2 separate regions of the Mus musculus genome follow, and region 2 is linked to region 1. A link is a loop called in an ENCODE intact Hi-C map of the cell type or tissue named here. Cell type or tissue: heart. All regions are shown on one strand.

Region 1 (8,000 bases):
TCGGGGAGGTCACGTAACTAGGAAGGAGAAAAAAAACCTCTAGCCAAGTCACTAGCAAATCAATGGCCCTGGATTTTTAATTTTGTTTGTATGTATGTGATGGATGGATGGATGCATGCATGCATTTTTTAATAAACAAAAGACCAGGGTTAAATAGAAACCTGAAAATGAGCATCATGAACAGAGTATGGCCAGAACAATGGGAAAGGCTTTGTGGATGCTTGACGCTGTGCACTCTCTACCTGTCCTGTGTGTGCTGGGTCCAGTCGTAGCCTAGTTCTTCTGTGGTCCTGCAGCTTTACCGCTGCACTTCTGGGAGCATCTGCTCAAGTTAGATATGACAGATGAGTGCAGACGAGCCCCAGCTCTTCTCTCCTTGCTTGAAACGGATTTGCATTGATTTTTATTGTGTAACTATGGTCTGCCAAAGTTCTACATGAAAGTTCCACATGTATTTCTTGTAAGATGGGTGTCTCACTACTAGGTAGCCTTGATTGGCTTGAGACTCACAAGGCAGTACAGGACCCATGATGAAGTCAGGCTGTCCTTGAACTCAGGCTTACCTCTGCTTCCTGAGTGGTAGGATTAAAGGTGTGTGCCACCATGACAGGCCCTGCTCTTTCTTAGGTAGGTGGGTGGGTGGGTGGGTGGATGGATGGATAGATAGACAAAAAGTTTGCTTCCCAACTCTTAATCACTGAGCCCTCTGCACCCCTCCTCTCACCGTTCTATTCAGCAAAGGGTATTCTAGTTAATTTATTTTCAAGTGACAAAGATGAGGCACTCCCAACTAGGCACAAGCTATGGCAAGAGTCCTGAGCCTTTTTATTCAGTGAAGGCCAAGGAACGTGTGACAGGTGAACACTGCTGTCCTCTGATCCCATCACATCCGGAAGTGAGCTTAAACCAGTGGCAGGTCTCCTTCAGCTTTGGGATGAAGAGGCCGCCACCTCTTCTACTACGTGGGCATTTGAGTTGCTCTTTGCTTTTTGTAGGACCAGAATACAGAGACAACCAGCTGCCTCCTCCAAAACGTTTCTCCAGGGGACTATATCATTGAGGTATGTGCAACTATAGACTGCCCTCTTGTTACTTCCACAGAAAGCAGCTCACATGGAGTTCTGAGTGTTTTGTTTATTGGTTTCAAGACTGAGTCCAGTGTAGTCCAGGCTAGTCTCAAATCCAAACTTCTATAGAACTAAGGATAAGTTTGAAAGGCTAACATGTCTTGCCTCTACCTCCTGGGATTACAGATGTTTACACTATGGTCTTTGCTTTTATTCAGACCCTGGGAATTTGAACTCAGGTCTTCAAGCTTCCACAATAATCCACGAAGCCATCTCCTCAGCCCCATTGTTTTTTAAAAGAATTTATTTATGTATGTGACTATGCATAGCTGTCTTCAGACACACCAGAAGAGCATATCAGATCCCATTACAGATGGTTGTGAGCCACCATGTGGTTGCTGGGAATTGAACTCAGGACCTCTGGAAGAACAGCCAGTGTTCCTAACTGATGAGCTATCTCTCCAGCCCCGACCCCTCCCCCCTTCTTTTTTTTTTAAAAAAAAGTTGATTTACATTGTTAAGCTATCACCATTATCCTCCCTTACTGGATCCCACACCAGCTGCCTGGGGAGGGAAAGATAAATGAAATCACCAGTAGTAGATAAAATGTATTGTTTTACTTCCCTCTTAGATAAAATGTATAGACAGATACAATGTAGAGATGTGCTAGCACTTACCAAACAGTAACACAGCTCTCTCTGTTTTATAGCTGGTGGATGACAGCAACACCACCAGGAAAGCTGCTCAGTATGTGGTGAAGTCAGGTAAAGCTCTTTGGCTTGGATTTGATGGCACATTCTTGAGAGCAGGCTTGTAGAATTTTCTGTGCTCCTTAATTCATGGTTTACAAAACACCAGTCGCTCACCTCTTCTCCCTTAAACAATTGTTCATCAAGGACGCTTCCTTTTATGTTGTTGATGCCTGGAAGGTCAAAGCTGGCATTGCATCTGCCACGGATACTAGGCAATTATCCTTACAAGACAAGTAGGGGGAGGGGCCTTTCCTTCACAGGGTTTGTAGCATATTTGGAGCTATTAGCATATTTGGAGCTATTAGCATATTTGGAGTGGTTAGCATATTCAGAGCGATTAGCATATTCAGAGCTATTAGATTATTTTCGACAACACTTTACAAAGGAATTGTTGAATCCTTTTATAATCTAGGCAGCAGAGATAGAGTAAGGTAGTTGGGGACCCTGGGACCTGTTAGTCAGCTTTTGTTTTAAAAAAATGAGGGGGGCTTCCCCCCCTTTTCTGAACCTATTCTGCTGCTTGAGTTAAAAGACTTTCTCTTTGAAATCTCCCAGTGCAGTCTCCCTGGGCTGGACCCATCAGAGCTGTGGCCATCACTGTGCCTCTGGTTGTCATATCTGCGTTCGCAACCCTGTTCACTGTGATGTGCAGAAAGAAGCAACAAGGTATCTGTCTATGCTGTGCCCACTGTTCTCCATCCTCTAGTTTGCAGCAGGCCAAGGGTGGGTACCGACAAAGACAGGGCCTGGGGAGTCCTGCTTTCCTCAGGAGGGGCCTGGGACCCCCTCACACCTCCTTGCTAGTTCCTTGCCTACTGAAGTTCCCAGAATTTAAATGTTTGGCTGTTAATCTCTAGGACCTGGCAATGTCCAGGTATAATCCAGTTTTCAAACTCAGGGAGTCTGAAAAATGAGAACAGTCGTTTGGCGAGTGGCCATCATTGAGAAGTTCTGTCTTTCACCTAGAAAACTGTAGATCTGGATGGAGTTACCCAGATGACTCCAAGGATAAAAGTAATGAAGATGTTAACTTAAGATTTGTGTGCTTTCGGCTGAGCTTGCTATCCCAGTTGGTGGGAGGCTGAGGCAGGAGGATCCAATTCAGGAACTGGAGGCTAGTCTGAGTAATACAGTGAGACCCTTTGTCCAGAAATAATAAATAGATAGATAGATAAATAGGTGAAAAGCCATTTTTGTTGTTGGTTTGGTTTTCTTTACCTTTGTAAATTATACTTTAAAAAGTTTTTCTCCCTCCCTCAGCTTATCTGGCTGCCAGAGCCAGCTCTGGGCCCTTCACTTCACTGGCGGCCATAGGGGCGGATGCTGCGTTTGTTTCTTGGCATGTCCAGGGGCAGTTTCAGGTTAATACAGTGTTTTCACTTTCTGGTACAGTACTACAGAAACCGTGCATGCAGCTTGAGGCTGGAGTCACAGACCCGAGACTCCCAGGTGGAGATGTCAGCTGCTCCTTTTGGTAAATTTACTTTTGAGACTTGGATCTCACGTAGCTCAGGCTGGCCTCCATCTTGCCAAGTAGTTGCTGATGACCGTGACCTTCTGACCTTTCTGTGTCCCCTGTCCCAAGTGCTAGGATTTCAGCCGTGAGACACTGAGCCCTGGGTCATACGGAAAAGACAAAGCTTTGTTTATAGGTGTCAACCTTATGTTCTTTCCCAATTTAGAAAATATATATTCACATTTAGATGAAGAAAGCCCGGAGTCGTCCACATACGCTGCGGCTCTCCCCAGAGACAGGCTCCGGCCTCAGCCCAAGGTCTTCCTCTGCTACTCCAATAAAGATGGCCAGAATCACATGAACGTGGTCCAGTGTTTCGCCTATTTCCTGCAAGATTTCTGTGGCTGTGAGGTACGGAATCTGTTTGTTCTCTTACCCTGGGCAGGATGTGTACGCCGTCTTTCTCTTCCGTGTCATCTCTCCATTGCTGTCCTGGGAACCTACTTACCTAGAATCTTACTTTCCAAACCAGAGTCTGTCTTGAATTTGTCTTGTCTCTTACCAGCAGCAAAGGCTTCGCATGACACACTTATACTTGAAAGCTTTGAGCGCCTCCCACGCGATAGGATGTTCTGTGAGTGCCCTGTCATGGAACACGTGACCAGAGTGTGAGACTGTCTCAGTGGGACGTCAGGGAGAGGACACAATGAAGACAGCTTTTAGGAGTCTAGGCAGTTCCCTGAGGGAGGTTGGCTGGGATTGGGAATAGAGGCTAGGACTGCCCCTGGAAGAGATCTTGGGCACTGGGAGGAGTGTGTAACAGAGGTCTGAGGTCGATTGGTAGGAAGTCATAGAAACCAGTGAGAAGGCCTTAGCTAGAGAGAACCAGGAAGTAGGAGAGAGCGCCAGAGTTTACAGAATGTTTGGATGTCTACGCTGCTTTCTCAGCTTCCCCCTTTCCTCCTCTTCCTCCTCCTTCCTCTCTTCCTACTCTTCTTCTTCCTCCTCCTCCTTCTTTTTTTCCTTACTCTGTAGCTCTGGATATCCTAGAATTCAATTTGTAGACCAGGCTGGCCTCATAGAGATCCACTGCCTCTGCCTCCTAAGTGCTGGGATTAAAGGAGTGGGCCCCTGTGCCCAGCTTTCTTAGGTCTTCTTGAGTTAGCTATTATGTAGCTTTTCCATAAACAATGACACTTAGTCTTTACAGCGGGCTCTTAAGCTGTTGTGAAGGCATGCCCTGTTTGCCACAATTGCAAGTTATCATGTGATGTTTTTTAGTCCATTTGGCCCATTCCTTGGGTGAGACTGCCCTCTGGTGTTAATAAGCTGTATTTAAAGGCTGGTGGGATTGCCTCCTGCTGGGAAAGCGTTGAGTTCAGCAGCTGAATGGCTGCTGCAAACCCCTGCAGACTGCAGCTGTCCGGACAGCACAGGCAGAGGTGGTAGATCCCTGCCCTGTTCTTTTAGACTGCACATAGTTTTTGCTTTAAATAGCTACATCATCTATAATAGTGACTTGCTGTAGCTGCGTTAGCCCAGCTTGTAAAGCGTCTCTGTTTATCATTTCTGATGATTTCTCAAGGATAAACGCCTCACAATGGAATTGCTCAGTCAAAGATTGGAATATTCTTTTTTTTTTAAAGATTCATTTATTTATTATATGTAAGTACACTGTAGCTGTCTTCAGACAATCCAGAAGAGGGAGTCAGATTTTGTTACAGATGGTTGTGAGCTACCATGTGGTTGCTGGGATTTGAACTCTGAACCTTCGGAAGAGCAGTCGGGTGCTCTTACCCACTGAGCCATCTCACCAGCCCAGATTGGAATATTCTTAAAAGTGCTTATGTTTTATTTATTAAGATGAAATCAGCTAGTACAGGGGATTTTTTTGTTTGTTTGTTTTGTTTTGTTTTTACAGATTTGTAAAACATTCCACATATGATTTAACAAACTACACAGGTCAAAAGATTAGTAGACACACTATTTTTGTGTGGTATAGAATCCTAGGGGCCACATATTTTAAGCTACCAGTTAGCTTGAATGTACATAATGAATGGATAGTGTGGAGTTTTTACCTACACTGCTCTGTGCCCCCCGGTGGGTCGCATGCTTCCAGGAACTCTTTGATCCAAGAATGAAAGATACACACACACACACACACACACACATACACACACACACACTAGTTAACTTTGCTAGCTCAAAGGCTAGGCAGTTCTAGTCCTCTGCCTGATTATCATAGATTTCCCTCCAGTACTCCTGAGTCAATGTCCTTTAAATCTATGATCTATTTTTGCTGCCCTTTTCTTTCTGGGTGGCCCCCTAGTATTTGCTGCCCAGGGTGCTTCTGGGCAGCCCTTCTGTGGGCCGCATTCCTTCTCACCTACATTCCAGATGATTTTCCTTCTGCAGCTCTAAGTCTGATCCATCTCCCTCTGAATCCTGGCGATTCTCCTCTTTCTCCCTCGCCCTCACCCTAGCCCACACAAATCTGAGGGTCCCACTCCATTTCCCTTTACCCAGCCATTGGCCGCTGGCATCTTTATTGATCTATTAAAAAACAATTGGAGACAAGGACCTTTAGCATTTGGACACATAGATTTCCCATTAAATCAAAGCATTAGAACCAATCCCCAACAATAATGTTAGGATGCATTAAAGTATGAGATGAGTCAGTCAGTATTCCTTTTTTTTTTTTAAAGAAAATATTTATTTATTTATTTATTATATGTAAGTACACTGTAGCTGTCTTCAGACACTCCAGAAGATGGCATCAGATTTCATTACAGATGGTTGTGAGCCATCATGTGGTTGCTGGGATTTGAACTCAGGACCTTTGGAAGAGCAGTTGGCTCTCTTAACCCATGAGCCATCTCACCAGCCCCGAGTCAGTATTCTTTTCAGCAGATAGATAAGCATTGGAGCTTTCTTCTCTTGGGTACTTTTTTAGAAAAGAAGAATTTAATCCTTCCAGAGTAGCTCTCCGCTGTATAATCTGTGTTTAGCTCTTAGGGGTTATTTTTTTAACTACAGGAGAAATGGTACCAATACAGCTGCCACGGAATGCTACTTACAGTATCCTGCAGGAGAAGCAGTACTCGTACAGTTACTACTTACAGTATCAGATGAAAGCAGTTTGAAAGGGTAAAAATCCTTTGAGGGCATCAGACATACTTGGATTTCTTTGCTGTATCAGGGATCCCACTATTCTTTCCAACCCTCTTATCCCCAAACCCCTTGGTTCACAGGCCTTGTAGAGTTATGACATTGTAGATCTCATGGAACCAAGAGAGAGGTGCAGCCCAGACAGGGTTAACCAGGAAAGCTATACTATAGCAGCAGAACAGCGGGCTAACCCTGGGTCTCTGAACACAGCCAAAGAGGTCCTCTTTCTCAGTCACGTTCTGCATGTGAGTCACCCGTCACTGTAGATGGCTCTGGCCAGGCCTAAGCTCCATATCCCAGTGCACTATGGGGTCACGATCCACTTTCTCTCCTCAGCCACTTAGACTTGTATCCAGGATCTTTCTGCTCCTTGTATCCGGCAGTCTCACTTATCACATGGACCAATCACAGTTCCTTCCCATCATACCATCAGACATCTTCAAGGTGTCTTAGACAAGCTGCTGAAAATCCTGGCTTCTGTCTCCTCACTTGTAGGGCCACAGTGCTAATGGCCCCCTGTGTTATCAAAATGATGCCATGGGTGACAAGCAATTTCAGGAAGTCTGGTGTGTGGATGCAGTTGTTGACCATAGAGTGCTGGCGTAAATGAATACTGAAGTGACCTGTGCTCTTTCCAGGTGGCTCTGGACTTGTGGGAAGATTTCAGCCTCTGCAGAGAGGGGCAGAGAGAATGGGCCATTCAGAAGATCCACGAGTCCCAGTTCATCATTGTCGTGTGCTCCAAAGGCATGAAGTACTTTGTAGATAAGAAGAACTTCAGACACAAAGGAGGCAGCCGCGGCGAGGCGCAAGGCGAGTTCTTCCTGGTGGCCGTGGCAGCCATTGCTGAGAAGCTCCGTCAGGCCAAGCAGAGCTCATCTGCCGCACTGCGCAAGTTCATCGCCGTCTACTTCGATTATTCCTGTGAAGGGGATGTACCCTGCAGCCTGGACCTGAGCACCAAGTACAAGCTCATGGACCACCTTCCTGAGCTCTGTGCCCATCTGCACTCAGGAGAGCAGGAGGTGCTGGGTCAGCACCCAGGCCACAGCAGCAGAAGGAACTACTTCCGGAGCAAATCGGGCCGCTCCCTGTATGTTGCCATTTGCAACATGCACCAGTTTATTGATGAGGAGCCTGACTGGTTTGAGAAGCAGTTTATACCCTTCCAACATCCCCCTGTGCGTTACCAGGAGCCAGTCCTGGAGAAATTTGACTCAGGCTTGGTTTTAAATGATGTCATAAGCAAACCAGGGCCAGAGAGTGACTTCTGTCGGAAAGTCGAGGCTTGTGTACTTGGGGCCGCTGGGCCAGCCGACTCTTATTCATACCTGGAGAGTCAGCATGTAGGCCTGGACCAAGACACTGAGGCCCAGCCCTCCTGTGATAGTGCCCCTGCCTTGCAGCCCCTGTTACACGCAGTGAAAGCTGGCAGTCCCTCAGAGATGCCACGGGACTCAGGCATATATGATTCTTCTGTACCCTCATCAGAGCTCTCTCTGCCTCTGATGGAGGGACTCTCTCCGGATCAGATAGAAACATCTTCTCTGACCGAGA
Region 2 (8,000 bases), 64 kb before region 1:
CAAACCCCTAATTGACAAGGAAACAGTGACAAGAGTGGGTGGGCCTTTGGGAACATTAGTTCCTGAGGGTGAGCCCTCATGAGTGGAATAACCTTCTCTCTCTCTCTCTCTCTCTCTCTCTCTCTCTCTTTTTGAAACAGGGTTTCTCGTGTAGCCCTGGCTGGCCTCGAACTCAGAAATCCTTCTGCCTCTGCCTCACAAGTGTTGGGATTAAAGGCGTTTGCCACCACCACCCAGCACGGATAACATTCTCTTAAAAGAGGCTTGAGGGTAGGTGTGGCTCAGTGATAAAGCATGTCTTTAGCATATGCTCATGGGAAGCTAAAACATCGCCAAAGATGGAGCAGGACTGTTGTGGTAGTGTAGCTAAATTTGTCACCAGTGGTAGCGTCTGGGTTGGGTGTTTCCAGGCTTTTGGCCTCTTAGCTAAAGAACTAGAAGTGAGGGCTCACATAGATTTGCAAAAAAAGGCAAGATAATTTTATTTGGAGCAAAGAGATAATATAGGTCAAGGAAAGATATACAATCAAGACAGACGTGGAGCCCCGTGAGCAGGAGTATCCAGGGCTGTGTTATTGTTCCAGCCTTCTTTTTAGGTGGCTCAAGAGAATGAGGGATGGTTTCTAGGCTTCTCTATTTCAGTTGATAGTCTGGGTTATGTGTTCAGCCCTTCCCATAATACCTTTAATTGTAATCATATGCATGCCCAATTATGTGTGTTAGGGTGGGAAATGGGGGATTCTCTCTACTACAGAGCGCAGTTTTGCTCACTGCCTAAGCACTCAAAATCAGGTCAGGCCGGCTTAGCCCTTACATTCTTTATATTTGGATATTAGGGATATGCTTGAATAGAAGCTGCCTTACTTTGATCGTTGTAAGTGACGGGGGAACTCATACACTGTTCAGAGATGGGAGGAAGTGTATCTCTGACATAGGTGAGATTTTAAGGGGCTTCTGAAGATGCTAAGTGAGTTGTTTGGAGAGGGGTATGTGCACACAGGGAGAAGGAACTAGGCTGCTGCGTGTGTTACAACAAGGGAGGTGGAGTGTGCTGTATGCACGATCTCAAAGCGAATGGGGGCTCCAGGGTACTGAAGTCTTTCTTACACCTTCCTAACTCAGGTTTATTTCTCCCCAGAGCTCTCACTGGGGAGCCACTGAGCAATTCTGGAATTATCTCAGGTACAGACTAGTCTGGGTCCAATTAGTAGACAGAAGCCACATGATTTAAACAGGAAAAAAATAATACAAGGAACTAATGACTAAAATAAGAAATAAGAAAAAGGAGGAACTGGTAAGTAATAAATAGAGGGAACCCTTAAGGGTATATAATTGAAATTCTCAGAAAAAAAGATTAGAATATATTTTTAAAGAAGGTTGTAGTCCGGCAGTGGCGGTGTACGCCTTTAATCCCAGCACTTGGGAGGCAGAGGCAGGAGAATTTCTGAGTTGGAGACCAACCTGGTCTACAGAGTGAGTTCCAGGACAGCCAGGGCTACACAGAGAAACCCTGTCTTGAAAAAATCAAACAAACTAACTAACTAGCTAACTAACTAACAAACAAAAAGGAAGGTTGCAGGATACAACTGTAAGCCCTGCAGTTAGGAAAATAAAGCAGGAAGATTTTGAGTCTTAAAGCCCTCTTCCTCTCAAAAGAAAACAAGAAAAGCAACAGCTACTGCTTAGGGCTGAGAAAAACAACCCAAAGTAGATCCCCTCTGCCAGAGCAGAAACCTGGATCTGGGGAGGGCAGCCATGCTTCCCTGGGTGACAGAGAACTTGCTTTGACACTGTGCTATCTTGAGAGCCACTGAGAACGAGAGAGGCTCTGGCTACTGGCACTTCTGGCTGCTGTGCATTGCAAGAGGCAGCTTTTGTAAAATCTGGTATGGGGAATGCTGCATACGTAGCAGAGCTGGATATTATAGAACCAGCCTCCACTTCAGGAGCTGGAAAAGCCACCCAGTGGTGATGGAGAACTCGCTGGAGAAGAGGCCTTGAAGGACCCGCTAGATTGCAGGAACGCTTCAGCAAGAGCGTGCTTTTCTTCGTGTGGCGTCTCTTTATCGCCCTCTACTGACAAGTACAGTATAACGCTAGCTGACAAAGGAAAACGGGAGACCAGCTTCATTCAGTTTTGCCTAACGGTTAATGATGGGTGAATTTTGAACCTAAGAGGCAACAAACTGATAACTAGTATAAGCACTTCCCTTAGAGTACTCGCCTTCCGTGTGTTCCTCTCACACGTCCGAAGGTCTATGACTCCACCTAATAGGACACAGCCATTGCAGGAATGAAGATGCCCTCATCTTTTGCGAGAAGCTCTTTCCAAAACAAACAAGCAGTCCCAACAGCAATTGTATGTATTGCTAGCTATATTAATTAGTCACTGTCCCACCGGTTATTTAAAATCTAAACTAAAGCCAGGCACGGAGATGCAAATCTGGAATCCCAGCATCTCAGAGATAAAGGAAGCATCAGGAGTTCAAGGCAGCTACGTAGTGAGTTCAAGGCCAGTGTGAGCTACATTAAGACCCTGTTTCAACCCCTCCCCCAACCCTACCCACAAAGGACTAAATTTTTGTTTTGTTTTGTTTTTCGAGACAGGGTTTCTCTGTGTAGCCCTGGCTGTTCTGGAACTCACTCTGTAGACCAGGCTGGCCCCAAACTCAGAAATCTGCCTGCCTCTGCCTCCCAAGTGCTAGGATTAAAAGATGTGTCCCCATGGTTGGAACCTGGTTGGAACTCTTTAATTGATGAACAGACTCAAACCTCAATTCCCCAAACTCTGAATACCCAGTAGTCCTGCTTTTCAATACACATACATACACACACACACACACACACACACACACAAACATACACACATACACACATACATACATATGGAGAACCTTTTGGGGTACCGCTTGGCAGGAATCTGACATTAGGCCATGACAAAGAAGTAAGTCCAGACAGGGACCTGACATTGGCCAAGGACAAGGCAGTAAGAATCTGGTTTTAGAGTAGAACAAAGAAGTAGGCTCAGATATCTTGATCATCCTTAGAAACAGTGATCACCGGAGTGATCATGGGGCTTTGTGTTTATTGGCTTGCTTGTTCCTTGACTATTGTCTTGCTTGAGCCCTCTTTGTACTACTTGCCCTGAATACGTGCATGTAATTAAAAAGGTATAAAACATGGATTGGGAAAATTAAATTTGCCTTCAGTCTCAGAGTTGACTGGGGTCATGCTACAATGTTGTCTAACTATCTTTCTTCTTTTTAATCCTCACTCCTGAGCTGGAAAACCTGTTGACTGACTGAGTGGGCTTGGTCACATACATACATACATACATACATACATACATAATGTTAAGCTATAGGTGTTTTGTCTATATGTACGGCTGTGTACCACATACCTGCAGTTCCCAAACCTGCCAGAAGAGGGCACTGGATCCCCTGGAACTGGAGTTAGAGACAGTTGTGAGCTACCTTGTAGATGTTGGCGGTTAAACCTGATCCTCTGGAAGAACAATCAGTGCTCTTAATGGCTAAGCCGTGTATCCAGCCTTGGCTCTGCCATTTTTGGTTGCTAAGTTTCTATTAACATTTTCAGCGGTCATGGAAATATTGAGTGCTGTACCCAAGAGTCCCTAATTCCAGAGATCATGATCTTTGCCCCTGCTGTGAGAAACACTAAATTCCCCTTTGAATTAGGGATCAGTCACTCCAGCCAAGAAAGAAATGCCTTTCAGTGGCAAAATGGCCTTGTGACAGCCTGACCTTTCAATCCAATGGAGTCATCACTAGACTCCCTTTGAGATTAAGATCTCTAGGCCAGCAGATTTCAAATTTACTGGAAAGTAAAGCAAAAACGGGGCTGGAGAGATGGCTCAGCACTGACTGCTCTTCCACAGGTCCTGAGTTCAATTCCCAGCAACCACATGGTGGCTCATAACCGTCTCTTATAGGATCTGATGCCCTCTTCTGGTGTGTCTGAAGACAGCAACAGTGACAGTGTACTCACACATATAAAATAAATAAATCTTGAAAGAAAGAAAGAAAGAGAGAAGGAAAGAAAAGCAAAAATGATTTCAGAGAGTTAATAGGTGTGATGGGGAGAAACTGCTTCCACTTACTGATTGGCAGAGTGATTCGAGGGAAACCGGCACCAGTAACAATCCCTAATTCCAAAGACACACTGTATCTATGGCACAGTCTTTGAAACATTATAGTGCATTTGCAGTAAACCTCTCCAAGTTTCAGTTAGGTCATCTGCCTCATGGAGATATGTCATAACACCAGGGAATTCCCTGGGCACTCCCCATTGAGCTTGCCTTCCTGGGAAATGACTTCCTAATTAGATGCAATGATTTGAGGATGTCTGATTTGGCTTAATACATTGCTCTGTAAACCCCCAGATATGTTATGGTGCTGGTAGACTGTGTTGTGAATTATAAAAGACAAATATCTCCTTATGGCAAGAAAAAAATGATGAGATAGAATGAAAGGCTACAATGAACCTGTGGTATTAGATTAGAATTCAGATTATTTAAGGAACTCGAGGTACATATATACATGCAAAGAGAAGTAGATAAATTATGTACATGTAAATAAATACATATATGCATACATTAACAGACATAAATATATATCCTGTAATATACCCTGAGAAGGCCTAGGAGTGGTGAGATTTCTAGTAGCAAGGCATACAGCTAGAACATAGTGTATAAGTGTGAGACTCAATACAGGAGTCATAGATTCTTGGAGAAATGGTTTATTCAAGAGCTAGGCAGGGAAAATACAAAGACTGAAAGACATGGATAAATCGGAGAAGTCTGAAGAGATGGTGATTGAACACAAGGTGGTATTCTGGACTGGGCGTGCATTTCAATGCTCTGGTCCCCGGTTGGAAACCTTCAGCCCACTTTAGACAATGCGCTTTGAGGCTAGTCCTCAAAACATCTAATGTGCACTCTTCAAAAAACCCTTAAGGTCGCCAAACAGAAAGTCTGAGAAACAGTCACAACAAGGAGCAGCCTAATAAAGTCAGATAACTAAATGTACTGTGGAGTCTTGATTGTGAAACAGAAAGTAGCCTCACTTAAAAACTTGGAAAGCTGGCACGGGGGAGACAGTTTAGTGAGTAAATGTGCCCTCCATCCTTTGTGATGGACATTCGTGATGGATGGAAGAACTGACTCCAGAGGGTTTGCCTCTGATCTACACACACACACACACACACACACACACACACACGAGGGGGGCAGGTGTTTGAAAGCACATGAATTCATCAATTCTAGGACCTATGGGGTTCGGTAGAATACATATCTAGCCTAATGTTTGAGGCCCTGGGTTCCATCTTTTCGGCACTGAAAAACCAAACACAACAAATAAACAAAACAACAGAGCAAATATGTCATAGCAATATCAACAATAGAGGCCAGGATGAAACACGGGGTTCATTCTTAGAGGTTTCGTAGCTTATCTCTACCAGGCAGCCCGGAGCTTCATACCCAGCACTGGAGGTGGGGATCTTATAGGGAAAACTGGGTATGAAGTATACTGGAATTCATTCAATACTATACTTTTTATGTTTTCATAGATAAACAGATAGATAGGCAGATAGATAGATAGATAGATAGATAGATAGATAGATAGATAGATAGATAGATAGATAGATAGGTAATGTCTGGTGTGTGCATATGTGCTTGTGTGTGCAGATGCTCTTTTGTAAACCAAAGATCAATGTCTGGTGTCTTTCCTCATTAAACTTGATCTTTCTCTGTTGGTGGTGGTGATTTTTTTTTGTTGTTTTTTGTTTTTTGTTTTGGTTTTTTGAGACAGGGTTTCTCTGTGTAGCCTTGGCTGTCCTGGAACTCACTCTGTAGACCAGGCTGGCCTTGAACTCAGAAATCCTCCTGCCTCTGGCTCCCGAGTGCTGAGATTAAAGGCGTGCACCACCACGTCCAGCTTTTGGTTTGTTTTCTAGACAGTGTTTCTCTGTGTAGCCCTGGCAGTCCTGGAACTTGCTCTGTAAACCAGGCTAGCCTCAAGCTCACAGAGACCTGCCTGGTTCTGCCTCCACGTATTGGGATCACCACCACTGCTCTGCTTACTCTAGATTTTTTTTACTTTCTTTTTTACTGAAACAGCCGGAACAATGATGACGCTCTAAAATCTGTGGATAACTATGTCATATATTGCATTAAGGTTCTGGCTTCAACAATTGTACTCTGGTTACATAGGGGTAAATCTTTGGAGAATTTGAATGAAAATTATTTTTGGTACTCTGTGAACGATTTCTGTACTACTTCTATGAGCTTAAAATTGTTTTGTGAAGGATTTTATTTGAAATGAACTTGAAGTATTGCTACCTTTTTAGAAAGAGAAATCCGGTCGGTCTCTGGCCCTGCATACTGCTCTCATCACTGGCCTCACGACGACACACGCATAATTTTGCAGGTACAGACTAGGAGAGTGGCCTGTACACAGACGGCTAGATTTTATGGAGAGCAGTTTGGAAGTAGTGAACAAAGTTGGAAGCTCAATGGAGGCAGTAAATGAGACTGCCTGGAGGGTCCCTGGGAAACCTTGTGAGACATTACATAATGGCAGCCAGCAGGGGTGGAAGAATTTATTATAGATTTCCACTTTAAGTGTATCTATTTATGTGCCCCGAAGGCCAGTGGAACCCTGCAAGGAAAGAAGGGGTGAGCACTTGTATGTACCCCTGCCTCCACTACACCACAGAGGTCTCCACCTGTCCATCAAGATGTGGGGGATGCAGCTCCACTGTCCCACCTGAGGCCTCCAGGCTGCTTGGTGAGGAAAGGAAGCAGCCTGCAGCAGGCACTTCCTCAGGTTTCTCAAAGCTGTTCCCTAGCGCATCAGATGTGCACCTGAGTTATCTTGTATATGAACTAGGCTCACTGCCTCGCTCTGTTTTTGCAAGCTGTTACTTTCTCCTCCACATGAAGCAAAATGTAGCTTATAGGTAGAAATGTAGAATTTCCTGGGCCACAGCCTTGGGTAGGAAGAGAACTGTCAGAGCACAGCTACCAGTCTGTGCTCCACTGCCTGGTGGGAAGCATTTCTCTCTCTCTTTTTTTTTTTAACTTGGGAATACAGAGGCCCTCTGGGGGTAGAGCTGGACACCTGGCACCTAGAGGTAGAGGCTGGAGGATATTGAATTCCAGGTCAGCCTAGGTTATATTATAACAAGTTCCAGTCTGGGATACACAGATCCTAAATGAATTAATAAAAAAATTAAAACCACAGCAGCTGGAGGTTTTCTGGTTAAGACTTTATACTGCGCTGGGCAGTGGTGGTGCACACCTTTAATCCCAGCACTTGGGAGGCAGAGGCAGGCTGATTTCTGAGTTGGAGGCCAGCCTGGTCTACAGCGTGAGTTCCAGGGCAGCCAGGACTACACAGAGAAACCCTATTTTGACTCTCCACCATCACCACCATTCTTAGCCCCTGCAACAGGCAGCTCACAGTGGCCTGTAACCCCAGTTCCAGGGAAGTCTGAAACCTCTGACCTCCACTGGCACCTGAATTCACGGGCACATACATTCTCCACCTCGATACACACACACACACACACATAACTTAAAAACAACTAATCTTAGGGGTGCTTAGGGGAATCTCAGAGGCTAAGAGCACTGGTTCTTCTTCCAGAGGACTCAGGTTCAGATCCCAGTGCACACACTGCAGCTAACAACCATCTGTAAATATGCTAGGCAGAAAATTCCAGAAAAAAAGCAATCATGCGTTTTAAAATCTGCCCTGAGTCCATTCATACAAAATAGCATGCCGTCTTCCAGGGAGGATGTCCCCATAGTCTCGAGCATTTGAATATTTGGTCTCCAGTCCTTGTTTTGGTGGGCTTAGGAGGCGTGGCCTTGTTGAGGGCTTTTGTCACTGGCTTTGAGAGTTTAAAGTCTGGTGCTACTGGGTGTCTATACTCTCTGCTATACTTGCAGGCTCAGGAGGTGAGGGTTTGGCTTTCTCCTC

The links. Peaks named below come from ENCODE experiments on the same cell type or tissue, not always from the same donor. Only the 100,000 strongest peaks of a DNase experiment are listed, where the experiment ranks them.
Region 2: it touches region 1 in a loop (9-fold over the local background); 35 of 42 quality-filtered maps call a loop at or near these places.

What each region holds. Positions count from the first base shown.
Region 1 is chr14:27,092,402-27,100,401 of GRCm38, forward strand. Il17rd (interleukin 17 receptor D) reads left to right here. Exons shown (of 13, transcript NM_134437.3): 8 at 996-1,061; 9 at 1,777-1,831; 10 at 2,375-2,485; 11 at 3,502-3,686; 12 at 7,082-8,000. Among named protein-coding and RNA genes, the nearest start is that of Il17rd, 57 kb to the left of the region's middle. In heart, a CTCF peak has its summit at 4,595 (motif pointing left); a DNase peak (open chromatin) is centred at 4,580; H3K27ac peaks cover 541 bases.
Region 2 is chr14:27,027,905-27,035,904 of GRCm38, forward strand. No RefSeq gene overlaps it. Among named protein-coding and RNA genes, the nearest start is that of Il17rd, 7.1 kb to the right of the region's middle. In heart, CTCF peaks have their summits at 2,069 (motif pointing left) and 3,418 (motif pointing right); no DNase peak of the experiment used is centred here; H3K4me3 peaks cover 329 bases; H3K27ac peaks cover 433 bases.